Linked DNA regions of Homo sapiens: regions 2, 3 and 4 are each linked to region 1. A link is a contact called in ENCODE Hi-C or POLR2A ChIA-PET data. All regions are on one chromosome and are shown on one strand. Each heading gives the region's core, a stretch centred on a gene start or an enhancer-like site at or near the end of the contact. The rest is flanking DNA. Distances are from core to core; before and after follow the strand shown.

Region 1 (3,511 bases), core at 276-2,775:
GTGCTCAACAAACACTAAATGATTAATGAATGCATGCGTACATGCATGGGGTGTTCTGAAACCATTTGTTAAACCACTAATGAATAGCTAAGTTTGGGGACTACTGACATAGAAGAAAAGTGTTTATATTAGAAAGGAGGGGCAGAAGTTTGATGATTTAGCTAAGTAGAAAAAAATTTCACTGAGATTGTAATTAAATCTCCATTAACCATACAAAGATCTGGGTACAATTCCAGGGAAGAACAAACAATTCCAGGTAGAAAAGACTTGAAAGAATAAAATCCAAAGCAGTTTGACCGGTGCCATCAGGCAGGGGGCTCCCAGGGACAGGCTCAATTTGGCAGCCCTATAACCTAGTACACCTATACATATATTAACCACTCAGAACAAATTTCTTCCTCGTTTGTAAAATGGAAATACCATACTTACTTATAAAGCGTCGTCATAAAGTAGAACAACACTTGTATGAATATAAATAAAGCACCTGGTTCATTGCAGCACTGGCTGCATGGTACCAACGCTATTCAAAGCAGGAGAAACTCTGAATAGTCAGTAAGACCAGAAGGGAAGCCAGAGTGTTCTGTCAACTAAAGTGCTCTCGGTGCATCGCGCAGTTTTAACTCTTTTCCCACTCCAGAAGAACCGACGAGAGGAATAGCTGAATGACAACACTGATCCAATCTCCTTGTGTTTAGGGCAGGGGTCAGTAAACTTTTGCTGTAAGGGACCAGACAGAAATATTTCTGGCTTTGTGAGCCAGCCGATCAAAGCCAAGCAACGGCTGCGCAACTACTCAGCTCTGCCCTCTTGGCAGGAAAGCAGCCATAGACAATACATCAACAATGAACAGGGCCGTGTTCCAATAAAACTTCATTTATGGACTTGATTTCATAGAACTTTCGCAAATTACATGAAATATTCTTCCCCCTAACCATTTGCAACTGTAAACAAAGACCGAGAGGGGAAGAGAGAAGGGGGGCATGGATTAGGCCCAAGGCCATAGTCCGCTGACGCCCGGCGAAGGGACCTGAAGGGAGGGGGAGTGAGACAGCGACAAGAGGCCTCCGGACGGGCCGAGAGGGAGGTGCGGGGCGACAGCGAGCCCCAGGCGGTGTCAGGTCGGGCCTGGCGCCCTGAGTGGGTCCCCGCGGTCTCTCCCCTCCGCAGTCTACAGCAGAGCCGGCGCCAGGGGTGCGGACCGCCCCTGGAGGGGGCACGTCCGGGGTGTAGGTGAGGCGGCCGTGATTCGGCCGAGTCCCGCGGAGTTCGCCACGCGGAAGGGTCTGTATACACCCCTCATTTAGGGCGCACCCGGGCCCCCGCTGCAGGAAGGGTCTCCACGCGGAGTCCCAGCCCCGTTTCTATGGTTACCTGTTCAGCACCGATTCAAACTGCCGTTCTTTATTGACAGCGCCATAGAGGACACGAACACTCCTGCCCGAAGGGAACAATAAAGCTTTCGCCATTCAACAGCGCCGGAGACGCCAGAAGGCGGCCATCTTGAGGCCGGCGCGCAATGGGTATCAGAGGGGAGGGGGCGGCCCGACCTGCCCCACGCGCCGCGGTCACGTGCTGGGGGCGGGGCCTGCGTCACGCGCTCGCTCTCCACCTATGCTAGGACGGCGGGGGCCGGCTGGTTGCTAGGCTCTTCTCTGACCTCTGACCTTGGCCACTCCCTCCTTCCCTCCCCACACTTCCTAAGTAAAGTTTTTTTCTTTTTTTTTTTTTTGAGATGGGAGATTCGCTCTTGTTTCCCAGGCTGGAGTGTAGCGGCGCGATCTCGCCCCACTGCAGCCTCCGCCTTCCAGGTTCAAGCGATTCTCCTGCCTCAGCCTCCCGAGTAGCTGGGATTACAGGCGCGCGCCACCACGCCCTGCTAATTTTTTTTTTCTCTTCTATTTTTAGTAGAGACAGGATGTCACCATGTTGGCCAGGCTGGTCCCGAACTCCTGAGCCCAGATGATCCACCTGCCTCGGCCTCCCACCATGCCCGGCCCTAAGGAAAGTTCTAATGGAGCTCCGCAGTCTCGCTCCGGCAGCTCTAGGATTAGGATTTTGTTTCAAAGGAGGGCAAGGAAGTGAACACAAAAGGCTTCGTTTTTCCAAAACAACACATTCACGTGCGAGGCGGAGAGGCGACCTGAGCCGCGTCCCCAGCCCGCACTCTTTGTGGGACAGGCTTGGCGCTGGTGGGGCGCAGTGGGCTGAAGGCATCCTGGAGGCATCCTGATCCTGCCTCTCGCACCTCCCAATTTTGGGATTTAGGGGCTTTGGGATTTAGTCCTAGCTTTTCTTTTGCTCATTTTCCTTCTCACACACTATGCGTTCCCTGTTGAAGCGTCCCCTTGCCACCCTTCCTTACACAAACATTTAAATCAGATCCAGCAGTAACAAACTGAGTCACCTCCGCGCTGGCCCACTGAACACAGTCACCCTGTCACTGACATGCAGCCACTTTTTCTGTCCCTGACAGTTACGTGCCCAAATCCAGCCATCTTAGTGCAATGTCCAGCTTCCTCTGTGGTTATACCTTTTCCATCTGCAATGTCAATATTCAGTCGTTCTGAGAGCTGTCTCTGGCTGACTGACTCACCCCATCACCGTTTTACATCACAAATTCAATCTACTGGGCAGAACTGTCACTTGCATTGTTGCTGTCTCCCGGTCGATCATATTTACTGTCACTGTCTGACATGCAGCTACCGTCATTGACCATAAACTTCAAACGGTTCTGTTCAAAATAGCACTTTGTTTGCCCAGCTGTTGCCCTTTCTGTTGTTTTCACTGTCATTGTCATGCAGCCACTTTTGCTGCCACACAGTCAAGCCAGTATTTAACAGGCCCCTTCAGGGTACACTGTTGTCCTCATACCCTTGTGCCCAGTTAGTCACTTTCACTATTATACTCATGTCACCGTTACATTCAGGGTCGGATTTACTGTAGCTGTTATTTAGTCACTTTTGTAGTAACTGGAACCACGCCTACAGCTGTTGTGTCTCCTAAGCCCTCATTTCCACCAGCCTCACATTCTCTTTTAGTGGGAACATAGGGTTGCTAGATTTAGCAAACAAACACCTAGAAGGGTGCTTGGCACATAGTAGGTGCTCTAGAAATATTTATCGAGTTAATGGGATTACAGGTGTGAGCCACTGGGCATTTTGGGAGCATTTTGGGAGGCCGAGGCAGGCGGATCACCTGAGGTCAGGAGTTCGAGACCAGCCTGGCCAACATGGTGAAACCCCCGTCTCTACTAAAAATAGAAAAATTACCTGGGCATGGTGGCAGGTGCCTGTAATCCCAGTTACTCAGGATGCTGAGGCAGGAGAATCGCTTGAACCTGGGAGGCGGAGGTTGGAGTGAGCTGAGATCACGCCACTGCACTCCAGCCTGGGCAACGAGAGCGAGACTCCGTCTCAAAAAAAAAAAAAAGAGAAATATTTATCGAATTAATGGATTTTAAAAAACAGTATCATTGCCAATGTGCTGTATGTGAATGCAGATGGCTTGAAGC
Region 2 (3,195 bases), core at 164-2,663, 650 kb before region 1:
ATAAATGAATTTTGCCTGGATAAACATACTTAACACAGAGTAAGGGAGGCAGTAGAAAGAGAGGTGTCTACTTTGCTTTTGGATGATCCAGGAGGTAGCAAAGCATTTCTTATCCTGGCTACTTAGGGCCAAAAGGTCAGAGATAAGTGACCTCCTAACCCCATTTTCAGTCTAGTTCCTTGTTTACTCTGGGGAGAAGGGATGATCTTAGTGAATCACTATTTTTAGGAGGATTTTCCCTGATGAAACTTACTTTAGGTATGCATAGGACTTTTCAAAGTGCTTTTGCTAACTTTATTGCATAGTGTTGCTGTAAGGTAGTTGATATTCTTTTATTTTTTCAGAGGAACTAAAGCATAGAGAAAATCAGTGACTTGGCCAAACAGTATGGTATTCTTAAAAGAATATAAACTTTGGAATTGGACCTAGATTCACTCTGACTGTCCTTGCTAGCTGCGTACTTTGGGAAAATTTGAGAGTCCTTGCCCCATAAGGTTATTGTGAAAGCTGAATAGAATAATAGTAGTAGCTTACTGTTTGTTGTGACTTATGTGCAAGGTATTCTGCTAAGCATTTTACATGTCCAGGGATTACCATATTGTTTTTGTGTGGACATTGAGGGAAAACCTCCGTGGAGTAACGTAGGAACATGTAAAGTAAATGATCTGAGATTCCTGATACCTGCAGAAATCATGTATATAAGGTACTTAGTATTGCCTGTAGTATAGTACTGCCCTATTTGTGGTTGTACTTATTTGTTCCTTTATACTCTTTTGTCATTGTTAGTTTGTTTATAGAGTAGTGCTTAGAACTCCTCATTTTGTAAAAATGCTTAAGAGTTTATAAGGAGGTGATTTTGCATAATGGGAAGAATCCTGAACATAGAGTCAGGAGACTGAAGTCCTTGACTTTTGCTAAACTGCTGGAAAAAGCACAGTATTTACTTCTGAGTCCGTTTCCTTGTTTCTAAAATAAGGGGTTTGAATGAAGTAAGTGATTTTATTTTAAATAAAAGCTATGTAGAATTCTTTAATAAAGTCATATAGGAGAAGCCCAATATTGTAAGAAGCTAAAAATCAGTTGCTTTGGTTGAGTAAGTGAAAGGAGCCTGGAGTTCAGCCTGCTCAAAATATCTCCCCTGTTGTCTTTCCCCTAAATGACCCCAAGGGGATTTGCTGAGTCTAGTTTGAAAACCAGTTGACTAAATGATCTTTAGCTACCTTCTGGCTCTGAAATCTCATTCTGAGGAGTGGAGGAAGATCCAGAAATGTTTTCTACTACTTCTCCAACATTTGGTCCGATAACTAGAGCTGAACATCCTGTGAGTGTTGTGGTTTTTTGATGTCTATGTCCTGTTTGTGTGGCATAGACCTGCAAGAAAGGGCTTCCCAGCAGGTCAGGGGGAGAGAATTGTGGTTGAGACATTGTGCAAGTGGCACAGGGCTAGGGATGAGATCATTCAGAGCATTACCACAGGGCCTGAGATTCTGTGCTGTCTGTTCACTCTTGCCATCTGTTTTCTCCTTTGTAATCCATGATTAGGTCATGGACATTCTTATTATTTTCTGTTAATGGTCATTGCCAAAGGGCCGACAAGCTATTTGATAATTAGGAGGCTCACTCATCAGTCAAATTCATCGAATTTTCAGCATTCCCTGTGTGCTAGGCTCCCTGCTGGGTACTGAGAATATAGTGGTGACACAAGTTGGAGAGAAGAATTGAGTAAATAAAGCTGCAATAGAGTGTGATAGGTTCTGTGATGGGAAATATGTAGCAGACTGTGAAAGCAAAAAAGAGAGGCCCAGATCTGGCCTGGGGTTTGAAGAAGGCACTCCAGAATTTTCCAGAAGGATGTATTGTCTAAAGTGGGATCTGAAGAAATGAGAAGGAATCAAACTAGTGAGGGACCAGAGGGAAGAGGGAGGGCGAGGATGTAGATGAAGAGGCTGGCGGGGCCACATCATGAAGGGCTTTGGGTGCCATCATGGGGAATTTGGACTTTATCCTAATAGTAGCCAGGACCTTTAGAGAGTTTTAAGCAGTGGTGTGTAATACCTGCTTTCTCTGTATGTTTCCAGTAAGTATTTGCTACATATTTACTGGGTTTAGCTTTTTCATTGCCTGTACTAGTTGATTCATATCATCCAGAGTCTTGATAAAACATATAAAATTGGCACTAAAAGCCAAATAAATAAAACGGTGGTATAATTCCCAGACTCTCTGAATTCAGAATTATGATAATTTATAGATGGGGCTATACTAAGGTTTAACGTTTCCTTCTTTTGAAAAAGAGATTGTGAAAACTATAGTATAAGCTAGTACAAATAAGATGTGCTGAGAGAATGCTACAGTTTGAGGATAAGCTGGGTTTTCTTTAACAGCTTTATTGAGATATGCTTTATTTATCATGAAGTTTATCTCTTTAAAATACACAATTTAATGGTTTAAGCATATTTATGAGGATATGCTGTTTTAAAGCACTTTATAGATGAATCATATATCATTTGTCTTCCAATGACTACGATGGCAACACAGACCCTTTGTATCATACACTCATTTAAAATTGGTGTGTGGTCTAAACTTAATTAAGTCCTCCCAAACCAACCCTGTGTATACATTGACAAGATTTTAATTGTACCACTGGGCAGAAGGCCAAATGCAAGAGTTTTTAAAAGGGAAAAGCTTTCTTTTTAAAAACATAAACTATAGGAGGTTTTTTCCCTCTCCGTTTTTGAGAATGAGGAAGCAGGTAGGCTGGGGAAAGGAGAAGGGGGACCAAAAGAGGCAAAGATGAGAGGACAGAGAAAGATGTACCCAGAGAAGCAGAGTGATGGACAGGGAGCAGTATTCGGGGTGGGCAGAATCTGAATGGAAGCGGAAGGCTTGGTTTTTTCAACACCTTCAAGCGTTGGTGTTTTTGAGGAGCTGAGCTTGGGCTCCATCTGGTGGTTCTAGGCTTATAGTGCAGCCATTAGAAGAATCAGGCTTGGAGAGAATTGGCATTTGGCGTCTCCTCCAGGCCCAATTTCAGTTGTTTTTCTTTTGCCCTGAGCTTTCTCATAGGATCATTGTTGGAGTCATTTCTTCCCTCTCCAGTGGTGGCTGTTTTTCTCTTATGTCTCAGACTGTTTCTTCACTCTTGTCCTTGATTTTTAAATGTGATCTTATTGGACGACATCACCTAATACTCTATCG
Region 3 (3,526 bases), core at 137-2,636, 510 kb after region 1:
TGTTTGCTGCCTGCGGTTGGGTCAGAGACAGATCATGGGGCTGTGATTTTACCACCCACCCGAGCATCTGTGATGGGGCTTTGGCAGGGTCTGTCTGTCTGGGCCTGAGTGTGTGAGTTGGTGTGGTTCTGGCTCTGGGGCTGTGATTTATGTGACTCAAAGTTGGTGTGTGAGTGATTTACATGGAAAATGGTGCAGGTGGGGTGGGCAGCTCAGTTCAGTACCCAGTGCCCACTATGAGGCACTGTGATTAGTGGGTGAGAACAGGTAAAAGATACAGGCTGAGGCTGGGTGCGGTGGCTCAATGCCTGTAATCCCATCACTTTGGGAGGGCAAGGCGGGCAGATCACAAGGTCAGGAGTTCGAGACCAGCCTGGCCAACATGGTAAAAACCCCATCTCTATTAAAAATACAAAAATTAGCCAGGCGTGGTGGCACGCCTGTAATCCCAGCTATTCAGGAGGCTGAGGCCGGAGAATTGCTTGAACCCGGAGGCGGAGGTTGCAGTGAGCCAAGATCCCACCACCGCACTCCAGCCTGGGGACAGAGCGAGACTCCTTCTCAAAAAAAAAAAAAAAAAAAAAAACAAGCTGGTAAGCATGTAGGCAATGATGTGGGCCTGTGTGTGAAATGTGCGTGCCTGCGAGGAATCTATGTGAAAAGGCGTCCTCCCGCTCCGTGACTTGTTGGGATGTATGCGTGAGTGAGGGGCTGAGTGTGGTGTGAGGGCTGTCTCCTGTGTCCCTGGTGGAGGTGAGAGTTTGGAAGCGAGTTAAGTGTGCATGTGAGCCGGTGAGGATTGTTGGTACTTCAGAGTTGGGTCCAGAGTGTGAAAGTGTTCCCGGGTAGCGCACAAGTGTGTTCGTGCAGTAAAGTTATGGTGTGAAGGTGTTCTTGGGTGTGGAAGTTGGCGTGCACGTGTGGCGCGGAGCGGCAGCTGCGTGCGTGTGAGCGTGGGAAGGAGATCCCGGGATCTTCAAAAGCTGCGCGAGTGGAGTCGGCCGTGCGGGGCGTGCAGGGGCGTGGAAGTCGGCGGCGCGCGCGGGGAAGCGGGGGAGCCGGGGATCGGGGAGGCGAGAGCGCCTGGCCCGGCGGCCCCATCCCATGCCCGGGCCCGGGCCCCCGGTCCCCCGCCCCGTCCCATCCCATACTCCAGGCCGGGTTTGGCGGGGAGCCGGGCCGGGCCGCGGCCCGCGCGGAGGGGGCTGGGGGCCCAGACAAAGGCCTAGTAGGCTGCGCGGCCGGCTGGGGCGAGCAGAGCCCGCGGCCCGGGGGCGGTCCGTGGGCGGGGCCTGGCGCTCCGGGGAGGGGCGGTTCGGGGGCGGGGCCGGCGCTGCGGGGGCGGGGCGGGCGGGGAGGAAAGGGGGCGGTGGGGAGAGGGCCGCGCTGTCCCGAGCTGGCCGGCGAGCGGGCGGCTGCGGGCGGCGCGGAGCGGGCGGCGCGGAGCGAGCGAGCGAGAGAGCGGCGCGGGCCGGGCCATGGGGTGGCGGGCGGCGGGCGCGCTGCTGCTGGCGCTGCTGCTGCACGGGCGGCTGCTGGCGGTGAGTGTGCGGGGCAGAGGGGCGGGGGGCGGGGGCGGAGGGGCTAGGGGCGCCCCGGTCCCGCTCGCCGCCTCCCGCCAACTTGGCTGGGGCGCCCAAGGCTGCGCGGCGGGGACTCTGGCCCGGGACGGCGGCGCCCGCCGGGGACCCCGGGCCGGCGCCACCCTGCGGCATGGGGCTAATCCAGGGGGGCCACCAGTCAGGACCCTTCGTGGGGCTGGGGGCGGGGCTGGCCCGTGTGGGAGCCCGTGGGTCTCTCGGCCACGTTGCCGAGTGCTGGAGTCTCGCTGGGCATGGTCCGGCCTACCATTCCTGGGGACCAGGAGGGGAAACTTTGAGCAGGGTGGGAACTTGGCAGGACGAGGGAACCCTTCTGCGCCAGCTTGGCAGAACGGCCACTCAGTGGTGATGGGGACCCTATGAGTCTCGCTGAAACTTTACCACACCGTCTATCACCTTGGGGAGCTTGGACCCAGGTAGGCACAAGCAAAACTTTTGGGACAGAACTGAAGCTTGTGTGGAACACCCACGGGCCTTGGAGTCATACAGCCGAAGAGTTGAATCAATCCCTGCCTTTCACTGAGTAACTGTGTGACCTGGGGCACGCTAGTTAACCTCTCTGAGGCCAGCCCCACGTGGGTCAAGGGAACTCAAAATGCACGGCCTCAAAATGCATAGCTGCAGGGCGTTGCTGGACTGCGTGGAATGAGCTGCAAAGTGCGTGGTGCGGGGATGCAGTGCACCCTTGGGGGACCCGAGTTCCCCAGCTTTCCTCTTCCCAGGTCTCCAAGAGGCAGGGAGAGGCCTGCCCTTGCAGTCTAGTCCCCTACTCTGAGCTTAGGTGGAGGAAAAGGGAATTCTACGGTCAGGAATCCCGAGGCTTAGAAGGCACTTGGCCAGCAGAGGCCCTGAGGACCTGAGTGAACTTGAGGAGGACTGGGTGGGGTCGGTGGGCAGGGAGCTAGTGGCAGATGTGGGTGGGGGCACATCTGGGGAGCCGAGCCTACCGTGGGGAGCCACAGAGCCACCCCCACTCTCTCCGAGGTGCTCCTAGGCAGTCCCCATACCTGCCTCCCTGTTCTCTGAGCCAAGAGAGGGACTTTTCTAACCAGGCTGGTGTTTACCCAGGAACTGCCTGCCTGGCCTCACCTTCCTGGCTTCATCGCACCTCTACCCTCCTGAGTCACTCGTCAAGCCCCCACCCAGACCTGGCTCCTCACTGCTCTTGCCCCACCCACCCAGCACTTCTCCTCCCCCATCCCCACTCTGGGCAGCCTCCTCTGTCGTCCTCCTGTTTCAGCCTCTCACCCCAAAATATTCAGCAGGGCCATCCAGTAGCTCCCTAGTCTTGACCTGAACTTGCACTCCTGGCACTGACTTTTACTTTTCCCAACGCACCAACCTAGCACGTGGGATGTTTTCCGAGGCCCAACAGTCTTTCCTGACCTTCCCCCAGCTCTGCCCCCGATGAGGGGCTCCTCCATGCCCGGGTGCGGTAGGATGGCGGTGGGTGGAGTTGTTTGCTGTGTGCATGAGGAATTTCCACAGACATTCCTGGACCGTGGCAGATCATCTCATTCACTTGTTCATTCAACAGATCATCACTGAGCGACATTCCATGGCAGTCACTGGGAGTACAGAGGTTCATTCTTTGGGCAGATATTTGCCATGCACCTACTGTGTGCCAGTGAACCAGTGAACCTCGTGTGGTGCTAGGGGCTGGGGTGGGTTGGACCAGCAAGGACAGGCCCTGTCTGTGCCTTCCCAGCACTCACAGGCTGGTGGGCGGTAATTTAGACAAATAAACAGGCAGCTCCAATCCTGTGGGATTAGAGAGCCTTCTCAGCAACACATGGAGGGTCGCTGTCCCACCCCAGGCTGCTGGTGGTGGGCTGGAAAGAGCTTGGCCCCTGAAGTCTCTTTATAAAATTCTTTTTAAAAAGTTTTTCAGGCCAGGCGCGGTGGCTCATGCCTGTAATCCCAGC
Region 4 (3,042 bases), core at 23-2,522, 890 kb before region 1:
TTTGTATTTTTAGTAGAGGCAGGGTTTCACCATGTTGATCAGGCTGGTCTCGAACTTCTGACCGATACACCCGCCTCGGCCTCCCAAAGTGCTGGGATTACAGGCATGAGCTACCACGCCCCGCCCGTTTTCAATAATTAAATATAGGTTTGTAGGTTCTGAGAAATTTAATCATCCTTGAGTGCATCTGGAAATCTGCAGACCACTGCTTGACTTCCTCCACTTCCTAAGGGTGGGGCATTGGAGTTTGGGGTTGGGAAAAAAGCGCTTGCACCACAGAAGTGAGTTCGGAAGGTTTCTATGAGACGAGACAGGTTTGGACTAAGGACAGGGAACAAATCAGTAGGAATGGCAGGTGAGAAATAGGTTTAGGACTAACACGAATTATAGTGTCCTTTGGGAATTACCCCTTTCCCCTGCATGGCTCTTTTGGCTTCAGAGATGTATATAGCTGCTTTATTTTATGAATATCAAGTAGCTCCAAACCCTGTGGGGAAAAGCTCCCTGCTCTATCACTTGTGTTACACATTGCTTTTGAGTCATTTTAACGATTTCCCTCACAGTCTGCCACCAACGATGTGTGGACGGCAGCCAGGGAGGGAAAGAGGCATTTCTCCGATCGTTCCAAGGAATGATTATCTAGACAAAATCCTCAGCAAAATGACGAGCCAAATCATCCTTAAATCGTGTGCTCACTAGAGGCGAAAAGATGACCGAAAGAGGCCCGAACGCGTGGCTATGGGCGTGTCTGGGGGGAACGCCGGCCGCGGGGGTGCGAGGGAGGACTCGGGGGCTAAGGGCGGCCGGTGGCGGGACGCAAGCGCCATGGCGGAGCTGGGCCAGTGCTGACCATAGGGGGCGGGGCTCCGGAGGCGGCCACGCGGCGCGAGGCCTAGATTTTCGGCCTCGCATCGGCGGCAGACGAAGAGGGAGGAGCTTCGTCCACCCAGGACCCAGCGCCCCCAAGCCTTGCAGCCACCAAGGGCTTCCACCACAGACCCCTTTGTGTGCCTGCCCCCGCCCCGGAGGCGCCCCAGCCAGGGGCGCTGAGCACCCTCATTGGTTCAGCCGGCAGCTTCATCGATTGGCTCTCGAGTCGTCCGGCGTGGTCCGTTTTGCCTGGATACTACTGGTCGTCTGAGCTGCCTGTCAGGCCGCCTCGCCAAGCGATTGCCCCGTAGCTCGGAGTCCCTGGAAGCAGTTCCGGGAAACCCCGCGTGCTGCCGGGATCGCGTCTCAGTCCATCAGGGGGGGGAGGGGGTGGCGCGCGCGCCATTTCTAGTCGTTTTCAAAGCGCCTCGCGCTGATTCTCACGGGCCCGGCTGCCGGCCCCCGCTCTGCCCTGGTGAGTCTCGCGCCGGCCCGTGGGGGGAGGGGCCGGGAGCCCCGATGCGACCCGACTCAGCCCGGGCTCCGTGCCTGGTCCCGTTTCGTTTGCGCTCCGAGGCCCCGGGGTGGGGGTGGGGACGGGCTGGGGGCGGCTTCGGTCTAGTCCGCCCGCGCGGCTGTGGGCCTAGCCCGGCCGAAACGCTTCTCGCCCTCGCTCTTCCTCCCCCCGCCCCTTTAGCCCGCGGTCCGGCCCGCTGGGCGCTCTCCGCGCGGCCTGCTGGGGCCGGCCGTGCTTTTCCCGCCTCCGCTCGCTGCTCCATGCGGCCGGATCCCGCGAAGGGCCTGAGGCGCCCGCGGCCCTGCCGCTTCTCCCCGCCGGAGCCGCTTCGCTCCCGCCGCGGCCGGCCTAGCCCGAGAGGGATGTGCTGATGATCCGGACGGGCCTGAGGGGATGGGGGTGGGGGGCGGAAGGCGGGGTGCAGATCCCAGGGTTATCTGAGCCGGGAGAAAAGTTTTGTGTGAGCAGAAACCGAAAGGCCGATTTGTGTGGGAAGCCTCCCTCCCCTCCCACATTCTGCATGCCGCGGGCTGAGATTTGAAGGAAAAAATGACTACTAGAGGCCGTAGAACTTAGGCTCCAAGCGGCGCCTGAAATGGATAATTCTGAGACTGTCAGAGGCGCACCAAATTGGAAAGGCGATCCTTTTTCTTACACGGTAGTGGCCGTATTGCCAAATTTTTAAAAAAGCCCAGGGCTTCTTGGAAGGTTCAGTCCTTTCACACTACCTGTTTGAGATTTTTGCAGTCCTCAAGTGGCTGAATTGATGTCTCATGAGTCAGTCGTAGGATGAGAGCTCGACACTCCTAAGCCATGAGATAACCGTTAGTCTCATTTCGTTGGTTCTTTTAAAGCCCGTCTCTTAATATGAAGAATTTGCACAGAGAGGTTCAGAAAAAGTCAGGGAGGAGTTAGTGCTGACATCCCGAATCTCCCAGCAGCCCTTTTAAATCTTTAAATGTCTCCTTTTTTTTTGCAAAAATGTTTAGATCAAATGACTCCAGTCACGTTAGTATATTTGCTGCATCCAGAAATATGGTTTGGCTGTGTGGCATTGTGTTGAATGCCACATTTGAATGAGTTTCAAATGGTCTCATATGACATAAAAAGTCTTTTCAAAATGAGCATTTTGTATTTGGCTTGAAGAGAGAGGGCTTTCCTTGATCCGAAGGTTTTATTTTCTGGAATCTAATTATTTTACGGTTTTTTTGTTAAAATTTACAAACTTTTTTTGAAAATTTTAACCAATTTCAGTATCAACTTGTAGAGCCTTTGCAATGAAATGGTAGGCATAAATATTTCTGTCTTGTACTTAATACACAACTTGTCTTTTTGCTTTACACATACTTAAAAACCCCACCTTAACAGATGTTCATTGAACTTTTCTGTTAAAAATTTGCCTCTTTTCTGTGACTGATAGTATTCCTAGGTACAATGCTGTAAGGGTCTTGTGATACTGAGAACTTTTGAGTTCTGATGATCTTAAGGTAGTATGTGGGGATGGGGGAGCATGGGAAAACAGAACCTTATGTTCGCAAGGAGATTTTGTGTTTTAGGATGCATCTTTATAGAAATAGGTCGTGTTAATCAGTAAACGTATTCATCTCACACAATACAGTTTCTTGATCAAAAGTGTGACATTTCGAATGTTTCCG

What was found. A loop is a pair of places that touch in the nucleus more often than their neighbours do. ChIA-PET counts read pairs that join two places held with the same protein, here RNA polymerase II (POLR2A). Pooled maps may share reads with other maps.
Region 2: a loop to region 1 is called in a pooled map, with 2.8 times the contacts of the local background. The contact joins the enhancer-like site here to the promoter of ZBTB40 in region 1. A Hi-C loop is called at or near these places in 4 of 50 pooled maps. POLR2A ChIA-PET finds 5 or more read pairs at or near these places in 2 of 52 experiments (AG04450 and activated T-cell).
Region 3: a map of dorsolateral prefrontal cortex shows a loop between it and region 1 (7-fold over the local background). The contact joins the promoter of HSPG2 here to the promoter of ZBTB40 in region 1. A Hi-C loop is called at or near these places in 1 of 168 maps with a recorded cell type or tissue (dorsolateral prefrontal cortex) and 7 of 50 pooled maps. POLR2A ChIA-PET finds 5 or more read pairs at or near these places in 1 of 52 experiments (PC-9).
Region 4: a pooled map shows a loop between it and region 1 (11-fold over the local background). The contact joins the promoter of HNRNPR here to the promoter of ZBTB40 in region 1. A Hi-C loop is called at or near these places in 3 of 37 single-sample maps with no recorded cell type and 8 of 50 pooled maps. POLR2A ChIA-PET finds 5 or more read pairs at or near these places in 3 of 52 experiments (BJ, Panc1 and WTC11).

Annotation. Positions count from the first base shown.
Region 1 is chr1:22,449,865-22,453,375 of GRCh38, reverse strand. ZBTB40 (zinc finger and BTB domain containing 40) reads right to left here and starts at 1,525. Exons shown (of 18, transcript NM_014870.4): 1 at 1,372-1,525. RefSeq lists silencers at 1,042-1,131, 1,472-1,671, 1,986-2,280 and enhancers at 1,242-1,321, 1,035-1,596.
Region 2 is chr1:23,098,654-23,101,848 of GRCh38, reverse strand. The region is part of intron 2 of LUZP1 (leucine zipper protein 1); the gene reads left to right. Among named protein-coding and RNA genes, the nearest start is that of MIR3115, 56 kb to the right of the region's middle. Within about 2 kb of position 1,413, at least 15 of the 41 ENCODE cell types and tissues checked have a DNase peak (open chromatin) inside an H3K27ac peak, as active enhancers do.
Region 3 is chr1:21,935,170-21,938,695 of GRCh38, reverse strand. HSPG2 (heparan sulfate proteoglycan 2) reads left to right here and starts at 1,386. Exons shown (of 97, transcript NM_005529.7): 1 at 1,386-1,541. The coding sequence starts at 1,479. RefSeq lists a silencer at 998-1,347 and an enhancer at 2,095-2,936.
Region 4 is chr1:23,342,514-23,345,555 of GRCh38, reverse strand. HNRNPR (heterogeneous nuclear ribonucleoprotein R) reads left to right here and starts at 1,272. Exons shown (of 11, transcript NM_005826.5): 1 at 1,272-1,345. RefSeq lists silencers at 730-849, 1,360-1,719, 1,730-1,799 and an enhancer at 755-1,339.